Linked DNA regions of Homo sapiens: region 1 is linked to region 2. Evidence: chromatin loops called from intact Hi-C (ENCODE). Cell type or tissue: OCI-LY7. All regions are shown on one strand. Each heading gives the region's core, and the rest is flanking DNA. Links, peaks and the distances in the headings are about the cores only. Region 1 overlaps LOC124901161 (a long non-coding RNA gene). Region 2 overlaps LPCAT1 (lysophosphatidylcholine acyltransferase 1).

The links. Peaks named below come from ENCODE experiments on the same cell type or tissue, not always from the same donor. Only the 100,000 strongest peaks of a DNase experiment are listed, where the experiment ranks them.
Region 1: it touches region 2 in a loop (12-fold over the local background); 4 of 110 quality-filtered maps call a loop at or near these places.

Annotation. Positions count from the first base shown.
Region 1 is chr5:1,531,338-1,547,634 of GRCh38, reverse strand. LOC124901161 (a long non-coding RNA gene) reads left to right here. Exons shown (of 4, transcript XR_007059099.1): 2 at 670-876; 3 at 3,419-3,542; 4 at 5,338-5,529. Among named protein-coding and RNA genes, the nearest start is that of LPCAT1, 16 kb to the right of the region's middle. RefSeq lists a silencer at 11,181-11,318. In OCI-LY7, for the core only: no CTCF peak of the experiment used is centred there; no DNase peak of the experiment used is centred there.
Region 2 is chr5:1,476,687-1,481,686 of GRCh38, reverse strand. It overlaps LPCAT1 (lysophosphatidylcholine acyltransferase 1), which reads left to right. Exons shown (of 14, transcript NM_024830.5): 7 at 711-745; 8 at 2,012-2,066; 9 at 4,201-4,283. Among named protein-coding and RNA genes, the nearest start is that of MIR6075, 32 kb to the left of the region's middle. In OCI-LY7, for the core only: CTCF peaks have their summits at 1,728 and 1,927 (motif pointing left); DNase peaks (open chromatin) are centred at 926 and 1,876; H3K27ac peaks cover 1,368 bases.

The DNA.
Region 1 (16,297 bases), core at 5,004-10,003, 61 kb before region 2:
GAAGACAGGTCTTCTTATTCACCCCTTTCTATAGAGGAGACGCCAAGGCTTAGAAATGGAAATCCCTTTCCAAAGTTATCACAGTGGTAAAAATAGTACGGGGGTTTGAACCCAGGCCTTTCTAGCTGCAGAGTCCTGGTGCCTGCCCCACACCCTACGGTGTCACTGTCTCCCCAGAGACCCTGAAGGGCAAGGGTAGCCGCAGAGCAGAGTGGACAGCCTCCGGTTCTAGGGCCCGATGTGTGCACATTGATACATTAAAGTCCTGTCAGTGCGCAGATGTGCGAGGGATGTATGTCCGGAGAAACACATGTGCGCTCTGAGCAGTAACAAACCCAGACTGTCAAAATGAAGAACTGAGGACACATCGTTGCTGGGTCCATCTAATTCTGAATCAACTGTGAATATAGAAGAAATAATTTGCTCAAAGAGAAGGTGTTGACTTGTCCAAGACGCAACATGCTGTCTCTTCCTCTAGAAATCAGAAATATTCAAACCCAGAGTTCTACTGAAATACCCTAAATTGGCAGTGCTTTTTTGTGGTAATTTAATCAGTAGCTGAAGCTGAAATTCCCAGCTTTTCACAAAACGCAGTTTGCAATCTAAGATCCAACACTGTAAAAAGTGTGGCTGGTTCTTCACCCCCATAAAATAATCAATGTTTTCCAGCTAACCAGTCACATCGGTCAAACCCTACCTTGATCCGGTGATGGGCCCCTGCCCACCCCAAAATTTCCCGCGTGTTCATGAAAGACGACTAACTCCAGAACGGAACATGACGCACGTGCCGAGACATCAGCATTGAGTAAGCACCCGCTGTGGGCCAGGCCCGGTCTCAGGACAGCTGCGCGCCCTCCAGACTCCACGGTCCTACAGGTAAGTTCCACCTCGCCCCTGCTTTGCAGAGGATGGAAGGTGAGGCAGAAAAGCCGAGTCACTTCCCAAGATCACAGGGCAGAGCCCAGAGCCCTGTCACTCCCTGTGTCACTGCCTTCCTGGGTCACGACGAGTAACTTCCTGAACACAAGGGCCTGACTTGCTGCATTTGTCCCAGCTTAGGGATCATGTTGGCTGCAAATGGGTGTCTAAGACAACCCTTTAAATGTGAACATGGAGAAAAGGAGAATTGCTAAACACATTGCTGGAAAACATCGCCCATATAAACGTCTGTCTAAAAGAGCAACTTAGCCAGAGCAAAATCGTCTGCTAAATCAAAGGCGACTGGCACAACTAAATGGTGTAGAAGCAAATATTTCATTTTCAGCTTAAAGAATATCACTGCAAAAAATATGTTCATTCTGGGTTATCAATGCGTTTTCTAAATGAAGATGACTCTGAAAACATACTGATAAAGTTAAATACATGCCGTTTCAATCCCAACTGACACAAACACTCCAAGGAGTCAAGGACTGCAAACCAATTATGTTTGCAAAATCCTGGCTCAAATGTCCTCCCTCAAACACAAATGTTAATGTCTTACTCAGTATACTAAGAAATATGTCCTCTCTGTTGAGTCTTTAAAATCAAGTGGCTTATGAAATAAACCTCCCATCCAATAAGAGCTCTTGGCCTCATCAACTCATATTGAAAATATGCACAAGGGTTCTGTTCTGACAATCATCTCACTGTCGAAGGGTCAAATCAGGTGATTCTCAGCGTCTGTTACCAGAGACCAGGTGCTTCCACTCAAGATGACTTCCCGGTTTGCTCAAGCAAGAACCACTTAATGAGCAAATGAGCAAACCCTCTGGGCTGCTCCAGCTTAGGTGAGAGTGCACATGTGGGGTGACATAGCTGTGTGCAGAGGAACAGGTGTGCGTGCAGGTGTGAGTGCAGGTGCAGGTGTGTGTATAGATGCAGGTGTGTGTAGGTATGTGTGCAGGTGTGTGCAGAGGTACAGGTGTGCGTGCAGGTGTGAGTGCAGGTGTGGGTGTGTGTACACAGGGGAAAGTGTATAGATGCAGGTGTGTGTGTAGGTATGTGTGCAGGTGTGTGCAGAGGTACAGATGTGCATGCAGGTGGTGTGCAGAGGTACAGGTGTGCATGCAGGTGTGAGTGCAGGTGCAGGTGTGTGTACACACGGGAAAGTGTGTATAGATGCAGGTGTGTGTAGGTATGTGTGCAGGTGTGTGCACAGGTACAGGTGTGTGTGCAGGTGTGAGTGCACAGGGGCAAGTATGTATATAGCTCTAGGTGTGTGTGCACAGGGACGTGTATGTATAGGTGCAGGTGTGTGCAGGTGTGTGCAGAAGTTTGTGTGCAGATGTGTGTGCAAGTGCAGTTGTGTGCTCACTGGGGCAAATTTGTATATAGGTGCAGGTGCATGTAGGTGCATGTGCAGGTGTGTGTGCCAATGCAGGTGTGTGTTCACAGGGCCAAGCATGTGTAGAGGTTCACATGTGTGTGCAGGTGTGTTTGGAGGTGTGTGTGCAGATGCAGGTATGTGCACACAGGGACAAGTGTGTGTATAGGTGCCCGTGTGTGCAGGTGTGTGTGCAGGTGCAGGTGTGTGTTCACAGGGCCAAGTGTGTGTAGAGGTGCAGGTGTGTTTGGAGGTGTGTGTGCAGGTGCAGGTATGTGCACACAGGGACAAGTGTGTGTATAGGTGCAGGTGTGTGCGCAGGTGCAGGTGTGTGTTCACAGGCCAAGTGTGTAGAGGTGCAGGTGTGTTTGGAGGTGTGTGTGCAGGTGTAGGTATGTGCACACAGGGACAAGTGTGTGTATAGGTGCCCGTGTGTGCAGGTGTGTGTGCAGGTGCAGGCCGCACGCAGGAACACTCATGGTTCCACTGGCAACTCATCCACAGTGGCTGCGCCCGCTTACTTCCAGGCATGAGTGGGGAATGCATCACCATCCAACTGAGTGAGAGGCCCTTCTGAGGAGCCAATGCCTGCTCACAGAGAAGGGGGGAGATAGAAGGGGACAGGGAAGGAGGGAAGGAGGGAGAGGGCACCTTCTCACGCATTCAAGCCTCTTCCACGTGGTCCGACTTGGTACACATCCGGCCTGGCCCTGGCCCTGGGGTCTTACAAGACAGGCCTCGGCCAGAGCTGATGATGGGTTTCCCTCCTCCCTCCCTGCTTTTCTCCTGGCCTCTTCCCCCATCCTTCTCAAATGTCCCCTCCTCGAAGATGTCCTGGGACTCCCAGGCAGGAAGGAGCTGCTTCTCCACAAGAGAAGAGGGGAGATAGAAGGGGACAGGCTTCTCCCTGAAGCCTCTGGGCCCACCTATAGCAATGTGAGTCCCAGGCTGCCGCCAGGGCCAGAGCCCTCTGCACCCTGGTTCCTGCCCTGGCATCTATTTAGGACAGTAAAAGGGCTACTTAGATACTAATGAGAGTGAGGATTTATTAAATGAAATCTTTCTACAATAATTTTTTTAATTCTCCAAATGAGTCTCTTTTCTTTCTTTTCTCAGACAATGAATATTATGCAACCAAAATGTCCTGGGAATTCAGAGCCAAAGGCAGCATTCTTAGGAAATGCCTCCCACTCTCCTGCCATGGCATAGAGCTCTGCTGGGCTCTGGACCTGCAGAGAAGGTGAATAAGGTTCTGGGGGTGTCGGATGCCAAGGGGTGACCTGAGGAGGAGATGGGCTTTGGAGTGTGAGGCAGCACCCACGGTCAGCAGACAGCTAGGCACGGGGGCTCAGTGAGGAGGAAGGGCTGAGGCGAGGGTGGGGAGATGGGGCTGGGAGGGCTGGAGTCTTTGGGCACCCCCGAGAGAGCTACAGCTCAGCAGCGTGCAGGAAGGGAGGGCAAAGGGAAGGGAGGGCAAAGGGCCAGGTCAAAATGTCCAGTAGAAAGTGGGATGAGGAACAAAGTTGAGGTTGAGAGGGAGCAGCAAATAAAAGTACTCAGAGGGATTCGAAAGGGTTTTCTAAATCTACTTCAATATGCAAAGATAGATGTCATGGGCCTTGGTTTTGCTTTTCCAGTCCAAGTGTCTCCAGGAGCCTGCAGGTCCATTAGAATCAGCTGTACCTCCAAGTAGCAGAAATGTCCAAAACAATAATCACCTAAATGAGATAGAACTTCATTCCCCCTCCCATTCACTCCCCCCTCCCATTCACTCCCCCCTCCCATTCATTCCCCCTCCCATTCATTCCCGCCTCCCATTCATTCCCCCATCCCATTCATTTCCCCCCATTCATTCCCTGCTCCCATTCATTCCCCCCTCCCATTCATTCTCCCCTCCCATTCATTCCCCTTCCCATTCATTCCCCCTCCCATTCATTCCCCCTCCCATTCATTCCCCCTCCCATTCATTTCCCCCCCCATTCATTCCCCCCCATTCATTCCCCCCATTCATTCCCCCTCCCATTCATTTCCCCCTCCAATTCATTCCCCCCCATTCATTCCCCCCTCCCATTCACTCCCCACTCCTATTCATTCCCCCACCATTCATTCCTCCCTCCCATTCATAAGGCCAGAGGTAGCCAGTCCAGAACTGAGAGGGCCCTTCCAAAGGTCCAGGACCCAGACTCCTTCTCCCCAGTTGCTGCTGGCCTAATTTCCCTTCCTGAAGTTGTTTTATAGGCCAAGATGGATGCTGGAGCTCTAGCCAACACAGCTACCTTCCAGCCAACAGGAAGTTACTCAAGGGCACTTCCCAGAAGCTCCACAATCTTGGGATCATATCCAATGTGCTGCCAGGAATTAGTCACACGACCACACCTAGGCTGGGAATACAGTCTTCACCCTGGGTAGCCACACATCCAGCTAAAACATGCAGGTTGTATCATTAGGAAGGAGGTGAGGCTGGATGCCAGGAGAGGCCGTCAGACTCTGTGGGGCCTGGCCACTGACTCCTCCCCACAGCAAAGTTCCTCCTTTCGAAACTTGCCCTCCTCTCAACCAAAGGAGGTCTCTGTCTTTGCAACTCTGAGAAAAAAAAAAAATATATATATATATATATTTGAGACAGTCTTGCTCTGCTGCCCAGGCTGGAGTGCAATGGTGAGCTCTCGGCTCACTGCAACCTCTGCCTCCCAGGTTCAAGCGATTCTCCTGCCTCATTCTCCTTGAGTAGCTGGGATTACAGGTGTGTGCCACAATGCCTGGCTGATTTTTCCATTTTTAGTAGAGACGGGGGTTTCACCATGTTGGTCAGGCTGGTCTCGAACTCCTGACCTCGTGATCTGCCCGCCTCGGCCTCCCAAAGTTCTGGGATTACAGGCGTGAGCCACTGCGCCCAGCTGAGAAAAATTTTTTTATGCTGAATTCCTTACAAATGACATAAGCGATCATACAATTAGCCATGCTTATGTTTTAGAAAATATAAAATTATACATGATTTTAAAATAGGAGATACACCTTCCTCTTTCAATCAACAGATGCTGGGGCTTGTGGGAGGCCAGGAAAGGAAGAGGCCCTCGTCACAATGCTCCTGAGACGGTGAGGCAGGGGTTTCCCTTACACTCCCTGTTCCCAAGTATGTGAAGATAATTCCACGCAGCATTTTTCAAAGCCAACTGGAACGAGTTACTGTAAGCAGTCTTTCCATAAAAGATCACTCTTTGAGAATACTTGTTTTCATATTTGTGCTATTTTTGACATTTTAGGAAGCAAAATTACATGCAAACATTTGTTCTGCAAACCCAAAGTGTGAAGAAAGATGCATTCAAATACTAAAAAAAGCTGCGTGCCTCTAGATTTCAAAAATCTTTTTAGTTTTCACAAAGACCCACTGACGAGATCATTATTTCAGCTCATGCTTCCCACAGAGTATCATGTATTTAAAGTCAAAGAAAATGGGACAGACACAGCCGCTGAGGGAGATGCTGTGTTCATTACACAAGTTTTGTTTACATCACTTGGGACCCTGTGAGATGCATCTCCATGGAAGCGGTTTCAGCCTGCCAGCTCTGCTGCCAGAATTACTACCGTGGGCTTTGAAGGTTTATCACAATATAGTAAATGAAGTCAGAATTTCTAATAGGATATAAAAACAATGTTAAGTATCTAAATCCTTATTTGATGTCAAATGTACCGTAGTTGAGAAAAATGGTTTCTTCTGGGAACCAAGTGTTATGAACCAGAGCCTCCTTCTAGAAAGTCACCTGCAGAAATGGACGGTCACAGGGCACACTCCACCTGGGACGCTGGATGAGTGCCCAGAAGAAAGACCCCAAAGACTGGGAATGAGGTCACCACCTTCCTTCACTGGTCCTGGCTATGACCCGGGTCAGTCTCTTGTGCCTCAGTTTCCCTGTCTATAAAATGGTCTAACTCACTCACCGAGATGCCTTGGAAACTACTCTATACCAAGCAATGAAACCTTCTCTAAGATGCAGGCAGGATGCGTGGACTCACAAGAGCTGTGCACACAGCAGGGCCCAGGGCTTGTCTGCCAGACTTTTGGGTCAAGACTCAAAGAAGTGGCTGCAGGAACAGCAGGGGCAAGAGCCCACTGGCCAGAGCACAGCAGCCTGGGGGGCAGGGAGGACCCTCAGGAAGGGCAGGGATGAGGCAGAGGGGTCAGGAATGAGGGGCCACAGTGGCAGCCAGGCCCAGAGGCATCTCCCTGCTGGAGAGGTGGGTGCCACTGGTGGCCCCAGTCAAGGAAGCCCCATCCACCCACTTATGTCCGGAAGGATCCCCTGGCCACAGAGAAGAAAAACCAGGGCACAGCCAGGGCCAGCCAGGAAGCCAGAGATTCCCCAGGCAGGAGGTGCTGGCGTGGCGAGGAGGGAATGGGTCCCAGTCGTCTTTATGTTCCGAGCTTTGACTCTGGGGCTTTGCTGACCCTGGAGCCATCACCTCTCCCAGGCCTGGCCAGCACCTAGAGTCAGGAAGCTGCTTACCTGTGAGCACACCTTCCATATTAGTCTGTTCTCATGTGCTGAGAAAGACAGGCCCGAGCCTGGGTAATTTACACAGGAAAGAGGTTTAATGGTTTAAAGAGGTCCACGTGGCTGAGGAGGCCTCACACACGGTGGAAGGCGAACGAGGAGCAAAATCCTATCTTACATGGCGGCAGGCAAGAGAGTTTGTACAGGCGAACTCCCATTCATAAAACCATCAGATCTCGTGAGACTTATTCACTACCATGAGAACAGTATGGGGGAGGCTGTCCCCATGACTCAGTATCTCCACCTGGCCCCACCCTTGACATGTGGGGATTATTACAATTCAAGGTGGGATTTGGGTGGGGACACAGACAAACCACATCACTTTCCATGTGGAAACCAAACAGGCCAGGGTGCTCTTGCCTCCCGCTCTCCACCTGCCCTGCCCACCCCAGGGCCAGGTATTGGACAGCAGGGGGCAGCTTCTACATGTGCCCTGGAGCCCATGGAACCACAGACTAATCCAGTGAGCCAACCCTAAGCCTGCTTGCCCTGTCCAGCTGAAATGCCTCCTGACGGGTTCTTCCCACATGGCCCCGTGAAGCCCTGTGTGGCCCTGTGTGGCTCTGTGTGGCCCTGTGTGGCCCTGTGTGGCTCTGTGTGGCCCTGTGTGGCTCTGTGTGGCCCTGTGTGACCCTGTGTGGCTCTGTGTGGCCCTGTGTGGCTCTGTGTGACCCCGTGTGGCTCTGTGTGACCCTGTGTGGCCCCGTGTGGCTCTGTGTGGCCCTGTGTGGCCCTGTGTGGCCCTGTGTGACCCTGTGTGGCCCTGTGTGGCCCTGTGTGACCCTGTGTGGCTCTGTGTGACCCTGTGTGGCTCTGTGTGGCCCTGTGTGACCCTGTGTGGCTCTGTGTGGCCCTGTGTGGCCCCGTGTGGCTCTGTGTGGCTCTGTGTGACCCTGTGTGGCCCTGTGTGACCCTGTGTGGCTCTGTGTGACCCTGTGTGGCTCTGTGTGGCCCTGTGTGACCCTGTGTGGCCCTGTGTGGCCCTGTGTGGCTCTGTGTGGCCCTGTGTGGCCCTGTGTGGCTCTGTGTGACCCTGTGTGGCTCTGTGTGGCCTGTGTAACCCTGTGTGGCCCTGTGTGACCCCGTGTGGCCCTGTGTGACCCCATGTGTGACCCTGTGTGACCCTGTGTGGCCCTGTGTGACCCCGTGTGGCCCTGTGTGACCCTGTGTGACCCTGTGTGACCCTGTGTGGCCCCCTATGGCCCTGTGTGGCCCTGTGTAGCTTGTGTGGCCCTGTGTGGCCTGTGTGACTCTGTGACCCCGTGTGACCCTGTGTGACCCCGTGTGACCCCATGTGGCCCTGTGTGGCCTGTGTGGCCATGCGTGGTATGCTGTCCCTCCAGTCCCCCATCTTGGGCACTGTGGGGAAGAAACTCTCTTGTCAGTGGGCATCATCTCCTGACACATTGGCCTTGCCATACCTGAATAATAATAAAACCTACATTTTCAAACAAGGTTGGGCCATGAGGAAATGTAAATGGGAGTGAGGGTGAGAGGCAGAGGCAGGGCAGTCCGAGGGCACCCAGGTCTTGGCTTGAGCAGCCACAGCATGGGCTGCCCTCCCTGGGGTGGTCCCGGGAGCAGGGGATGTAGGCTTGGGAAGGATGATGGGAGTGCAGCCACGGATGCTGTAGATTTGAAATGCCTGTTAGACCCCACTATGTACTGAACTGTGCCCCGCTTACCGCCCCCCTCCCCCACCAATTCCTACGCTGAAATTCTTACCCCTAAGGTGATGCTATTAGAAGGCAGGGACTTTGGGAGGTGATTCGGTGCCTAATCCTTCATGAATAGGATGAGTGTCCTTATAACAGAGACCCAGAGAGCTCCCGCGCCCCTTTCACCACATGAGGACACAGGGAGAAGGCGCCGTATATAAACCAGGATACAGCCTCACCAGACAGCAAATCTACCATGCCTTGAGCTTGGACTTCCAGGCTCTAGAACTGTGAGCAAAAGCGTCTGTTGTTTAAGCCACAAGCCTATGGTGGCTTCTACTTCAGCAGCCTGAGCAGACTAAGACAGACCTCCAAGCGGAAGCATGAAATCACTGCCAGACGTGTGCATCTGAGCTCAGAAGGAGGTCAGACGCGGATGCAGGCGTCACCCATGGGCAAGCAGTGTGTAAGGCACAGGCGTGGTCCAGAGCACACAGGACGAGGGTGTGCAGAGAAGAGAGGGAAGGGGCGTGGAGGGAGCCACATTCAGAGCTGGATGAGGGGGAGCCATCAGCCAAGACAAGGAGGAGAGGCCAGAGCCCAGAGGGAGGGGGAGAGACCGCAGCAGCCTCTCCACCTGAAGTCCGAGGGAGAAAGGCTTTGGCGGCGAGGCCGGCTGTGTGGGCAACATGAGCGCTCAGGTGATGGTGGCGAGGGCCCTGGACCGCCATCAGAACTCCCCAGCGCCACGAGGAGGGAGCCTTAGCTCTGCCCTCCACAGCAAGGAGAAGTAGGTGGCAAAGGGGGCATGGACAGCCAGCAGGGACCACACTTCATCGCTAACATCTGTCATGGATTTTGCCCAAATTGTACGAGATTGGATGGCTGTAGAGTTGGGGAGTGGCCCCACAAAGATGTGTCCAAGTCCTAACTTCTGGTACCTGTGAATGTGACCTTATTTGGAAACAGGGTCTTTGTAGCTGTAATTAGGAGGGGCATCTCGAGATGAGATCATCCTGGATTTAAGGTGGCGTTAAATCCCATGACTGAGGTCCTTATCCGAAAAAGAAGAGGGCAACTGTAGACACAGACACAGGAGAGCAGCCACGCGAACTCGGGTGGCGGGGCGGCGGGAGCTGGGAGAGGCCTGGGTCAGACCGTCCCTTAGAGCCCTCAAGAAACCAGCCCTGCCCACACCTTGATCTCAGACTTCTGACCTCCAGAACTGTGAGACGACATATTTCTGTTGTTTTAAGACCCCCGCTTTGTGGTAATTTGTTACGATAGCCCTAAGCAGCGAGTACACGGGCCAAGGGAAAACTCTGCCATGAGTTCCATGCAAACACGAGCAAACTACAAACTACAGAATCCCCCAACCCTGAGGCTCACTCGGGCAGACCCTGGAACCGCAGCTGTGTCCCTTGAAAGGAGCTCCATCCTGGGGAAAGAGCCATCTTCCGACCCCAGCTCAGAAGAGAAGACTCGAGTCACAGATTTTATTAAATGAGGAGGGCTTTGTGGCAACCTTTTCCGTTTTTTAAATTTCTATCTACAACTGTCATACAGTGAACAAAACCAACAAATTTAGAACCTGGAAGTTTGAGAGGTAGTGCCTGTGGTGGGACGGGCACAGGATTTCGAGGCATAAACCTGGTTTCCAACCTCAGTGCTGTTCCTGGCCTCCTCCGACACCTGGGGGTGTGTTGTGCAACCTGCAGAGATTCAACGTCCTCCTCTGAAAACTGGGATTAACACTTCCTTATGGAGTTAATAAACAAGAAGATAATTCATGTTAAAGTACCCAGGTCACCGCTGATGCTAGAATACTGACACCAGCCCTACCACAAACAGGGCCACAGTGACCAGATGGACCACATCCTTCTTATTTCAGGTACAAAGTAAACGTCTGAGCAAACATTTTCATTTGTAGCCTTTCTGGAAATCAGAAAAAGCCTAAATTGTAGGCAAGTACCCATATTGTTTCCTATTAAATAGTTCATCAGTGTGGATTTTCAACTCAATTTATATGGTAGTTTATCTTAGATGAGAACTAAAAGTGAAAGTGAAAGAGTTACAGTTGATTCCGTTTTTTAAACATTTGTGAAGTGCATTAAGATATCTGGAGAGAGAACAGGCATTTTTAAAAACATAAGTTTGGAGTTTTGCACTTTGGCTGTGTCTGTGTAAGCTGCTACTAGACAAGATCCCTGAGAATTTTTTTTTTTTTTAATGTTTTGATGACCTATCTTGGAGAATGAACAAAAGCTGGCAAATTGGGGATGGGAGGTAAACCTTGTAAGAAGAGATATACACAGGGAACTGTCCCATTTTGTAGCTTTGAGCCAGAGGTTAGAACAGCACAGAGTGGCAAACACTATGACAGAAAATCCACTGAAGGGTAAGGGGGAGCCCTAAAAAGAGAAGAGACATGAAGAGGAACCCCAAATTCTGTACATAAGCTCTATCCATGTCACGTCACTGGTTAACACCAGGATCACCAGGTGTGGAGTGACCCAAAGCAGCTTAGCCAAGGACTGAACTGAACCAAAACAGAGGCTGCCACCCAGGAGACAGAGTTCACATGTGAGTCAGACCCAACCAGACAGCACCAAAGGGAAACCACCAGCATTCACTGCGAGAACGTGCACCCCAGAGGCTCCTACGTCCTACATGAAGAACAGAGAAACGTGACCCAATCTCAAAGAACAGGACAACCAACCAACCTAAGCCCTGAGGCGCCAGTGCGGAGACAGCAGATGTGGGCTGTAAGGCGGCCATTCCAGCTATGCTTAGAGCAAAGAAAACACACTCACAATAAATAAAAAGATGGGACATATTAGCAGAGAAAAAGAAACTACTAAAAAGAACCCAGTGAGAAACTAACATTGAAAAATACAGTATCTGAAAATACAAATGTACCGGGTTGGCTTAACAGCAGAACGGCAATGACAAATGAATTAAAATGGAAGACAGATCATTTGAAATTGCTCAATATAAAGAAGAAAGAGGGAAATTTTTAAAAAAATGAACAGAATCTCAGGAACCTATGGGACAATATCAAAAGGCTTATATATCTGTAATAGGAGCTCCAGAAGAAGAAATGAGAAAAAAAAGTAGCAGAAAAAAAATCCGAAGATATAGTAGCAGGTAAGTCCCCAAGTGTAGTGAAAGATGTACATTTTCAGATTCAAGGATCTCAGAAAACCTACAAGCAGGATACACTCTAAGAAAACCACAATTAGGAAGATTAACATCAAGCTGCCAAAGACCAAAGATCAAGATAAAAAGAGAGCACAGCCAGGTAAAAATGACACATGACACACACAAGACGAAGACTTAAATCACTGCTGATTTCTCACCAGCATTTTTAGATGCCAGAAGACAGGGCAGCAAGATTTTTAAAGGGCGGAATGAAAATAAACTGTCAGCCTAGATTTCTAAAATCATTAAAATATCCTTCCATAGTGAAAGCAAAACAAAGATTTAAAAACTCAGATTTAAAAAACTATTCACGTGCAGCAGACAGGTACTGTAAGGAATGTTAAAGGAAATTCTTCAGGATGAACATATATTATACCTTATGGAAACAGGGAACTTCAGAAAGGAATAAAGAGCTTCAGAAATAGTAAATGAAGTGATTATTAATTTACTATTAATTTCTTTAAAATACATAGGGCTAAGCAAAAATTATTATATTCTCTTATAGGGTAGGTAATCAATGTAGATATAAGGCACATTAAAAGTGTGCTATGAAGAATGGGGGTAAATGGGCTGATAGAAAAAGAATGAAAAATCAAGAAAAAACTATATACTGTCTACAAAAGATCCATATTAAATATAAAGACACAAATAGGTTGATAGTAAATGTACCATGCAAAACTAAGACTAGAGTGAGTTTATTAATATCAGGAAAAAACAGACTTCAAAACGTAGTGTATTACCAGAAATAGAGATATTTCATAATGTTAAAAGGCTCAACTCATCAGAAAGACATAATTAAATATGTGTGTACCTAATAACAGAGCTTCAAATCACCAAAAGCAAAGGTAAAAAGAAAAAAGAATTAGGAGAAGTAAACCATATCGCAATATGAACAACACATCAGTAAAGACAATCAGAGAAAAATATCAGTTAAAAATAGAAGACATGACATCATTATCCACAAGCTTGAGCTAATTGACATTTATAAAACACTACACCTGACAGATGCAGAATATACGTTCTCCACAAGTTCACAAAAATTTTTAAGTACCATTTTCAGTAGCACAAAATGTTAAATATTTAATGATAAATCTGACAAAAGATGGGTAAGATTTACACATTGGAAAATACAAAACATTGTTGAGAGAAATTAAAGAAAGCCTAGATGAACTGAGAGATGTACCATGACAGGGGGTCAAAAGACTCAATATTGTCAAGATGTTATTTCTCCCAAAATTTGTGCGCGGTGCCAACATAATCTCAAAATTGCAGAATTTTTTCTGTAGTAATTGACAAACTGATTCTAAGATTCATATGGAAATCAAAAGGACCTCAAAAAACTGGAACAACTTTCAAAAAGAAAAACTAAGGTTAAGAACTAATGTCACCGGATCTTAAGACATATTATAAAACTACAGTAGTCAAGACTTGCATCCAAATGAATAAATAGGTCAATGCAATGAATAGTCAGCCCAGAAACAGAAGCACACAGATGTGGTCAATCAATTTTTCACCAAGCTGCAAAGGCAATTCAGTGGAGAAGGGATAGTCTTACAACAAATGATATGGAACAATTCTACATCTATAGGTAAAAAAATAAAAATAAAAAACTCGTATCTATACCTCATACCATGTAAAAATTAACTCACAATGGATTATAGACCTAATTATAAAATATAAACTATAAAACTTCTTGAAGAAAACAAGAGAAACTATTCATAACCTTGAATTAAGCAGAGATATTTTTAGATATAACATCAAAAGCATGATTGTTTTTTAAAAAGGTAAATTGAACATAAAAAATTAAAAACTTCTCTTTGAGAAATATTGTTAAAACAATGAAAAAGCAGCCACAGAATGGTACAAAATATTTGCAAATCACTTATCTTATAAAGAAATTGTATTCACAATATATAAAAACTCTCTAGACCCATTAATAATAAAACAAAGAAAAATACTGTAATGAGAAAAATATTTGAACACATCAGGAAGATTTGTGGATGATAAATGAGCACATGCACAGATGTTCTAGGTCATTGTTCAAAGGGAAAGCAAATTAAAATCATAACGAGACGCCACTGCATATGTATTGGAATGCCTAAAACCTAAAAGTCTTACCATACTAAGTGTAGGCAAAAATATGTAAGAACTGAAACTCTCATACACAGTCTGGGTTGGGGGATGTAAAATGGTCCAACCCCTGTGGACAAGAGTTTGAACGTTTCTTTCAAAATGTATCACCCAGCTTCCCACTGATAAGTATTTATCCAACAAAAATGAAAGCCATACATCCATACCAAGACTTGTACTCAAATGCTCACAGCATCTTTATTTGTAATAGTTCCAAACTAGAAACAACCCAAATATTTATCAACAGGAGAATGGATAAACAAATATCCATACAATGGAATACTATTCAGCAATAAAAACAAGTAAATGATTGATAAAAACAAAAAAAAAAGGTGAACCTCAAATAGTTATGCTGAGTGAAATAATTGGAACCAAAGAAGAAACTGTATGATTTTATTTGTATAAAATTTCAGAAAATGCAAACTAACTTACAGCAACAGAAAGTAGAACAGGGGTTGCCTGAGGATGAAATGTGTAGGGGTGGGATGTAGGGATTACAAAAGGGAGTGAAAAAGCTTTTGGGAATAATAACTATGTTTCCTATCTTAAATACAGTGGCAATTTCATAGGGTGTGTGTGTGTGTGTGTGTGTGTGTGTGTACATATATATGTGTGTATATATAAAAACAGCAAAATGTCCACTTTAAATTTATGTGGTTTATTATATATCAATTATAATTCAATAAAGTCATGATAAAAAGGAAATAATGACTATTAGTTTTCTAAATTTTATTAAAAGTATAAACCCATAAATCAAAGAAGCTCAGTGATTTCTCACACACAGGTACATCATAACTGATTTGCAGGAAAACAGTAATAAAGACAAAATTTCAAAAGCAAATAAATATACAAACAAAATAAAAACTTGTTGAGTTAGAATTCTATATTTATCAGGGGAAAAATCCTACAAAACGAAGGTAAAATAAAAAAGTTTTTTATACAGATCAAATCCAAAAGATTAGTTGCAAACAGCTCTGCACTGCAAAAAAATTAGTAAAATTTCTTCAGAAGGCAGAAAAGTGATACAAGAAGGAAACTCAAATCTCAAGAGAGCAATGAAAGTGCTTGAAATGGCAAACATACAGATAAATACAAAAACCTCTTAATTTTTTTAAAATCGCTTGAAAAGACTTTGTTCAAGACAAAAAAATTATATATTGTGGGGCCTACAGCATATATAAGAGTGAAATGTATGAAAGCACTAGCTTAAAGGATGAAAAGGGAAGTGGAAGTGTAATACTGCAAAGGTCTTCAATTATATGTGAAGCAGTGTATTATTTAAAATGTCTTCCAATAATACACATATTAATAGCAGATACTAAAAAGTTAAAACAAAGAGGTATAGCTGATGAGCCAATGGTGGAGATAAAATACTAAATTAATCTAGAAGACTGCAGTTAAAGAGTAAACCAAAAGACCAGATAAGACAACAGAAAACAAATAGCAAGGTTGTATATTTAAATCTAACCATATTAACACATCAAATATGGATGATCTAAACATGCCTATTAAAAGACAAAGATTTTAAGATTAGATAATAAAGCAAGATCCAACTCTATGCTGTATACAAGAAACCTTCTTCAAATATAAAGCCACAGAAAGATTAAAAGGATGGAAAAATATGCCACGCAAACACTAAACATAAGAAATCTGGAGTGACTATGTGAATATCAGACAAAGTGGACTTCAGAACAAGAAATGTTACCAGAGGCTGGGCGCAGTGGCTCACACCTGTAATCCCAGCACTTTGGGAGGCTGAGGCAGGTGGATCACAAGGTCAGGAGTTCAAGATCAGCCTGACCAACATGGTGAAACTCCACCTCTACTAAAAATACAAAAATTAGCTGGGCATGGTGGTGCGCACCTGTAATCCCAGCTACTCGGGAGGCTGAGGCAGGAGAATCACTTGAAGCCAGGAGGTGGAGGTTGCAGTAAGCCGAGATTGTGCCACTGCACTCCAGCCTGGGCGATAGACTGACTCTGTCCCAAAAAAAAAAAGAAAAGAAAAAAAAAAAAAAGAAATGTTACCAGAGTAAAAGAGAGACATAACATAATGATGGAAAGGTTGATTCACCAGGAAGACAGAATAATTTCAAATATATATGTACCTAATAACATAGCTTCAAAATATACGAAGCAAAGACTAACAGTATTGAAAGGTGAAATAAACAAATCCACAATTATAGTTGGTCTTTCAGTCATTCATATAACAGTAACAGAAAAGCACAAAGATACAGGAAGCTTGAACAAAACTATCAACCAATGGAGTCAACTGGCATTCATAGAACACTCCACACAAAAACAAGAGAACCTTTTCTTATAATATACACCTGAACAGTCATAAACACAGACTATAAAAGGATTGAAATCATACAGAGTATGTATTGTGACCACAAATAAGTTATAATAAAAATTAACTGGAAATTCTCCAAATATTTGGAAGTTAACACATA
Region 2 (5,000 bases), core at 1-5,000:
CGATCTGTGCAGTCATCTAGATTTTCCACTTTTAAGATTGTTTCATCAGTGTGTTTAAAGCAACACACTATTACTGGATGCACCAAGAAGCACTAGCTTAGCCGTCAGGGGAGCAGAAGGTCCACCCCAGGGTGACGGTGTCTGGGCCTCTGCCGTCACGGCCCCTGCTGTGTGGTCCCTGCCCGGCGGCACTGAGGCTGAAGATGGGACTTCAGAGCACCCGGGGTGGGGGGGCCCTGCACATGCACCGTGGTTGGGGGAACACTCAGAGCAGTTGGAGAGAGCGGTGGGCAGGAGAGGGCCGGGGTCCCGGGTGCACACTGGAATTGGTGTCCCCAGGTCTGTGAGGAAAGCGGAGAGCATGGAGGGAGGGAGGACCCTTTTCCCAGGTTCTAGGGGCTCTGGGAACCTATAAGAGGGGGCTCTGAGTCCTCAGGGACTCTGGGGATCTTGGGGGAACTCTGGGGACCTGTAAGGTGGTGGTTCTCTGGGTCCTTAGAGGCTCTGGGGACCTCAGGCTGGGGGGCTGGTCCGAGTCCTGGATCCTCAGGGACTCTGGGAAGCTGGAGCTCTAGCACCCTCCTCCCTTCCCCCTGGCTGCAGCGCCTCTGTGGGGTGGGAGGTGCAGGGAGAGGCCGGCACACGCAGGTGCTTGGTGCAGGCCCTGGGTGCAGGCCCCATGCTGACTGACCCTGCCTCTTCCTCCCCAGGACACCATCACATGGACGTGGCAAGGACCTGGAGCGTAAGTTGAACGCCGTGTCGTCCTCTTTGTCCTGTTGTTCCATGAACACGTAGGGGCTGCTTGGGGTCTGCTGTGCACGCTAGTTACTTTTGCAGTTGTGAAAGCAGGTGTGGGACAGCCGTTAGGTTCAGCCCATTGTGAAAACTAAACGTACAGATGTGGCCCAGGCCTGACACTCCTGGATTCTGGGGTCTTAAGTTGCACGTCTTCAGTACCAGCAGGAAGGGAACTGTGAGTCTTGCATTCGGCTCTCGAGTTTGCCAGCTCAGTAATTACGATCGTCCACCTGGTGGCCCCTGGTAAGGAAAGTGGAGATTTAGGGGTGTCTGGGGGGACCCCGTCTGCACAGGCACAGAGACTGAGTAGTGCTGGGTGGGAGGCCAGCCCCTGCTGTGAGTCAGTGTCCCTGTCCCCCCAGCAGAGACACCGAAGGTCAGTTATGCAACAATGAACAACCCCACGGAAACGGGAACGAGCCCCAGAGGAGAAGCCCGGGGCCACAGGCTGGTCAGGGCCTCCTGGGTGCTGACGTCTGAGCTGACGTCGGGAGGGCAGAGGGAGCGGGAAAGTCCAAGAGAGAGCAGCTCCATTCCAGGCGTTTGGGAGGATGTGGGTCCGCTGGTGCTTTCAGGTGAAGGTGTTGAGGTCAGCGCTTCCCAGGCTGGCGTGTGGAGGCTCCCAGCTGGGAGCAGAGCTGGGAGGGGGCTCTGGGGGGTATAGGGGTTCTGGGGTCCCGGGGGCCTAGGGCTGGGGCTGGCATGACAGGGCAGAAAGAGGGTTGGGGCACTGGGCTGTCGGAGGCGTGAGTGTGGCCCTGGGAGCAGCTCCAAATGTCTCCCATGTCAACTCCTGCGGCAAAGGCATGGTGATCCTGGTTCTGAGGTTGGGAACTCTGGATCCAGGCTGGAGGGGTGGCATGACTCAGGGCCTGTGCTGCCTGGGGACAGCGAGGAGGGACAGGTGTGGAGGGACAGGTGTGGGCTGTACGAGGTCTCCTGAGCTGGAGAACAAGCAGGAGATGGTGTCTTGCTAGACGAACCAAGGACATAAGCAGGTGTTGAATCGGAAAAGCAGCATTTCCACCCACGGCTGTACGTCACACTGGGGCTCGGGCTGGGTGGGCACGGCACCCCCTCCGTGGGAGCGTTGACTGCCCAGTAGCGCCCTCTGGAGGGCGCGTCTGGAGGTTTCACCCCAGAATTGGGAGTAATTTACTTGTTAACCCGAGTTGTAAATCTGCTCAACATTGTGCAATCTGTTTTTAAGGCTGGAAATCCTGTGGCTCACGCTGTGTCAGTTTCACAACCAAGTGGAAATCGAGGTTCGTATGGATACAGAGTTACACAGCGCTCTTCACAGTGGTTGATGCAGACACGAGCTTACACCAGGATGCCCAGATAAGCCTTGTACAATGTGGCATATCACCTGTCTTGCTTTCCCATCTTTCCGTTTCTCAGGGCTCCTTCGAGGAGCCTCTGGTTGCTTTACCTCAATGACTTTATGTCTCTCTTATGAGTCTGAACCACTTGGATAAGATTTGGGTTTTTGTTTTTTGTTTTTCTGAGACAGCATTTTGTCTTGCTCTGTTGCCCAGGCTGGAGTGTAGCGATGGGCTCACTGCAGCCTCGACCTCCTGGGCCCAAGTGATCTCCCTGCCTCAGCCTCCCACGTAATTGGACCACAGGCACACGCCATGCCTAGCTAATTTTTGTAGAGATGGGTCTCACTTTGTTGCCTAGGCTGGTCTCAAACTCCTGGGCTCAAGCAGTCCTCCCGCCTTGGCCTCCTAAAGTGCGGGGATCACAGGCGTGAACTACCACACCCAGCTGGAAAGGATTTTTTAAACCTACCATTCATTATTATGGGTATTGTAGCTTAAGGACATATGAAGCTGGCCCACATGCAAATAATTATTTGTTTGGCTCTTAGTTTTACTTTACATATTTAATACCGCTGAGTTTGTCATAGCACCATGCTCTGTTTAATACATAGTCAAAGATCCCCCTTCTCAGCCTGACCCAGGTCTCCAGAGTCAAGACCTTGGGCTAAATAGTCACCTCTGTGTAGCCTGCACAATTTTTTCTAAGTCGATGAGGAGTAGTTCTTTTTTTGTTTAAAAGGGGAATTAATATGCACTTCTTGCATCTGGAAATAAAAGATGAGTCACATGCAACTTAAATATTTAATAAAACAATTTGCTGCCTTCCAGTAAATATTGGAGAGCACTACGAAATATACTGATAAGCCCGGCTTTCAGCCCGGCTGTTCACTTCCATAGAGGATAAGCTGCTCTCATTACAGAGGACTGGGCTGAAGGGCCTTGGCCCGGGCCTGAGGGCGGCAGTTCCCCCACCCAGCAGGATTATGTGGCTGGATGGGCAGTGGCCGGGAGGGTGCAGGCCAGGCCTCGAGCACAGAACACAGGGACTGAGCTTGAGCTCCTGAGGGCTCCCTGGTGTTGAATGGCTGTGTTACAGGCCTGGTTTCTAATTTTAAGAGTTGAAAAGAAAGTGAATGGCTGTGCAAAACTGCTCTGTCCTTACTGACGTTGTTCATACAAGATGCAAATGTTGATGCAAGGAACCATGGCAGTTTACGGAAGTTTTAGAAATAACAGCGAGAATTGGGGTTTCAGGATGTTCCTGTATTCTGAAATATTCCGTATTAGAGAAAAGGACATCCAGGGTAGTCTTGTGCCCTTTCCTGCACGGTGTGCAATGTGGGTCATATTCATTTAAAATGCTGTGTAAGTGTCACTCAGGCAAGGACAAATTCACTGGACAATTTCTTTTAGTTTCAAAATGCAAGAGGTGGCAAAACGCTGCCAATAATCTGTTCCAAATGTAGGAATAACGTGCTGCATTATCCCCATTACAAAACTGATGCTGTCAGAAATGGGCGTAAGCCCCTCTGTGAGATCAGGGAGCTGGATGTTCTGATGTAGGCAGCAGGAGCTCCTAGGAGCACTGACGGGGGTGAGTGTAGATCAGAGAGCCAGATGTTCTGATGTAGGCAGCAGGCGCTCCCAGGAGCACTGACGGGGGTGAGTGTAGATCAGAGAGCCAGATGTTCTGATGTAGGCAGCAGGCGCTCCCAGGAGCACTGACGGGGGTGAGTGTAGATCAGAGAGCCAGATGTTCTGATGTAGGCAGCAGGCGCTCCCAGGAGCACTGACGGGGGTGAGTGTAGATCAGAGAGCCAGATGTTCTGATGTAGGCAGCAGGTGCTCCCAGGGAGCACCAATGAGGGTGAGTGTTCAGGTGCACACGTGTGCAGTTCATGCATCATGGGGGTGTGTGTGTGCGTACACACACGTGCACATGACAACTTTGAAGACGGTTCTAATGGGCGTTACTTTGACAGATCTTAATTTTGTCAGCCTCCCAGTTGTCGTTACAGTGGTGTTGCTGAGGTCAGCGTCTTGTGATACTAACGCAGCTTCTCTGTGTGCTCAGTTCCTTCCTGTGTACAGCCCTTCTGAGGAGGAGAAGAGGAACCCCGCGCTGTATGCCAGCAACGTGCGGCGAGTCATGGCCGAGTAAGTGAGCAGCTCCTTCCCCCATCGCCGAGTCAGGGGTGTCTCCCAGAGTGCTGCTCTCTGTATATTTAAAATAGGCAACAGCGTTAGGAAAAGGCATTCTTGCAGAAGTGCGGGAACCAGCTTCATGCATGTTGGTGAAGCGTGCTTGGCCTTGTGCTGTGCGCCCCTTGTTTCCCTCTGATGGCATTTCACCCTCTTTGACGTTGGGAAGATGCATGACTGGTTCTTCCAGACCTGCCTGCAGCCGTTGGTCACCCCAGGTCCTATGTTTCCTGTGCCCTAAATGAGCCAGCGGGGCGCTGGCCTGGGCCAACTTCACATCTGTGCGGCGGCCTCCACGCCTACCTTTGCTCATCTGCCTGTGTGATACTTACCGGTGCCCTTACTCTATCTGGCAGAGTGGAGTGGTGGTTGCACATTTAATCTTGTAAGGTGACTTGTGCTGCTTACACAGTTGTCGTGCATGCAGTTAGGAAGAGGGAATGTCCTCGCTTCCCATGGTCCCAGGTCCCCTGCTTGCATGGCCGGCAGTGCTGTCGGCTCACACGCCCTCCCCCTCTCCCTCCCTCGGTGTCGTCAGCTCACACGCCCTCCCCATCTCCCTCCCTCAGCACCTTCCATCCCTCAGGTCCCATTCCCCCCACACTTGTCCTTGCAACCAGGTCCTCCCACCTGGATTTACCCCCACGTGAATGCCTCCCTAGTGCTTCCTCC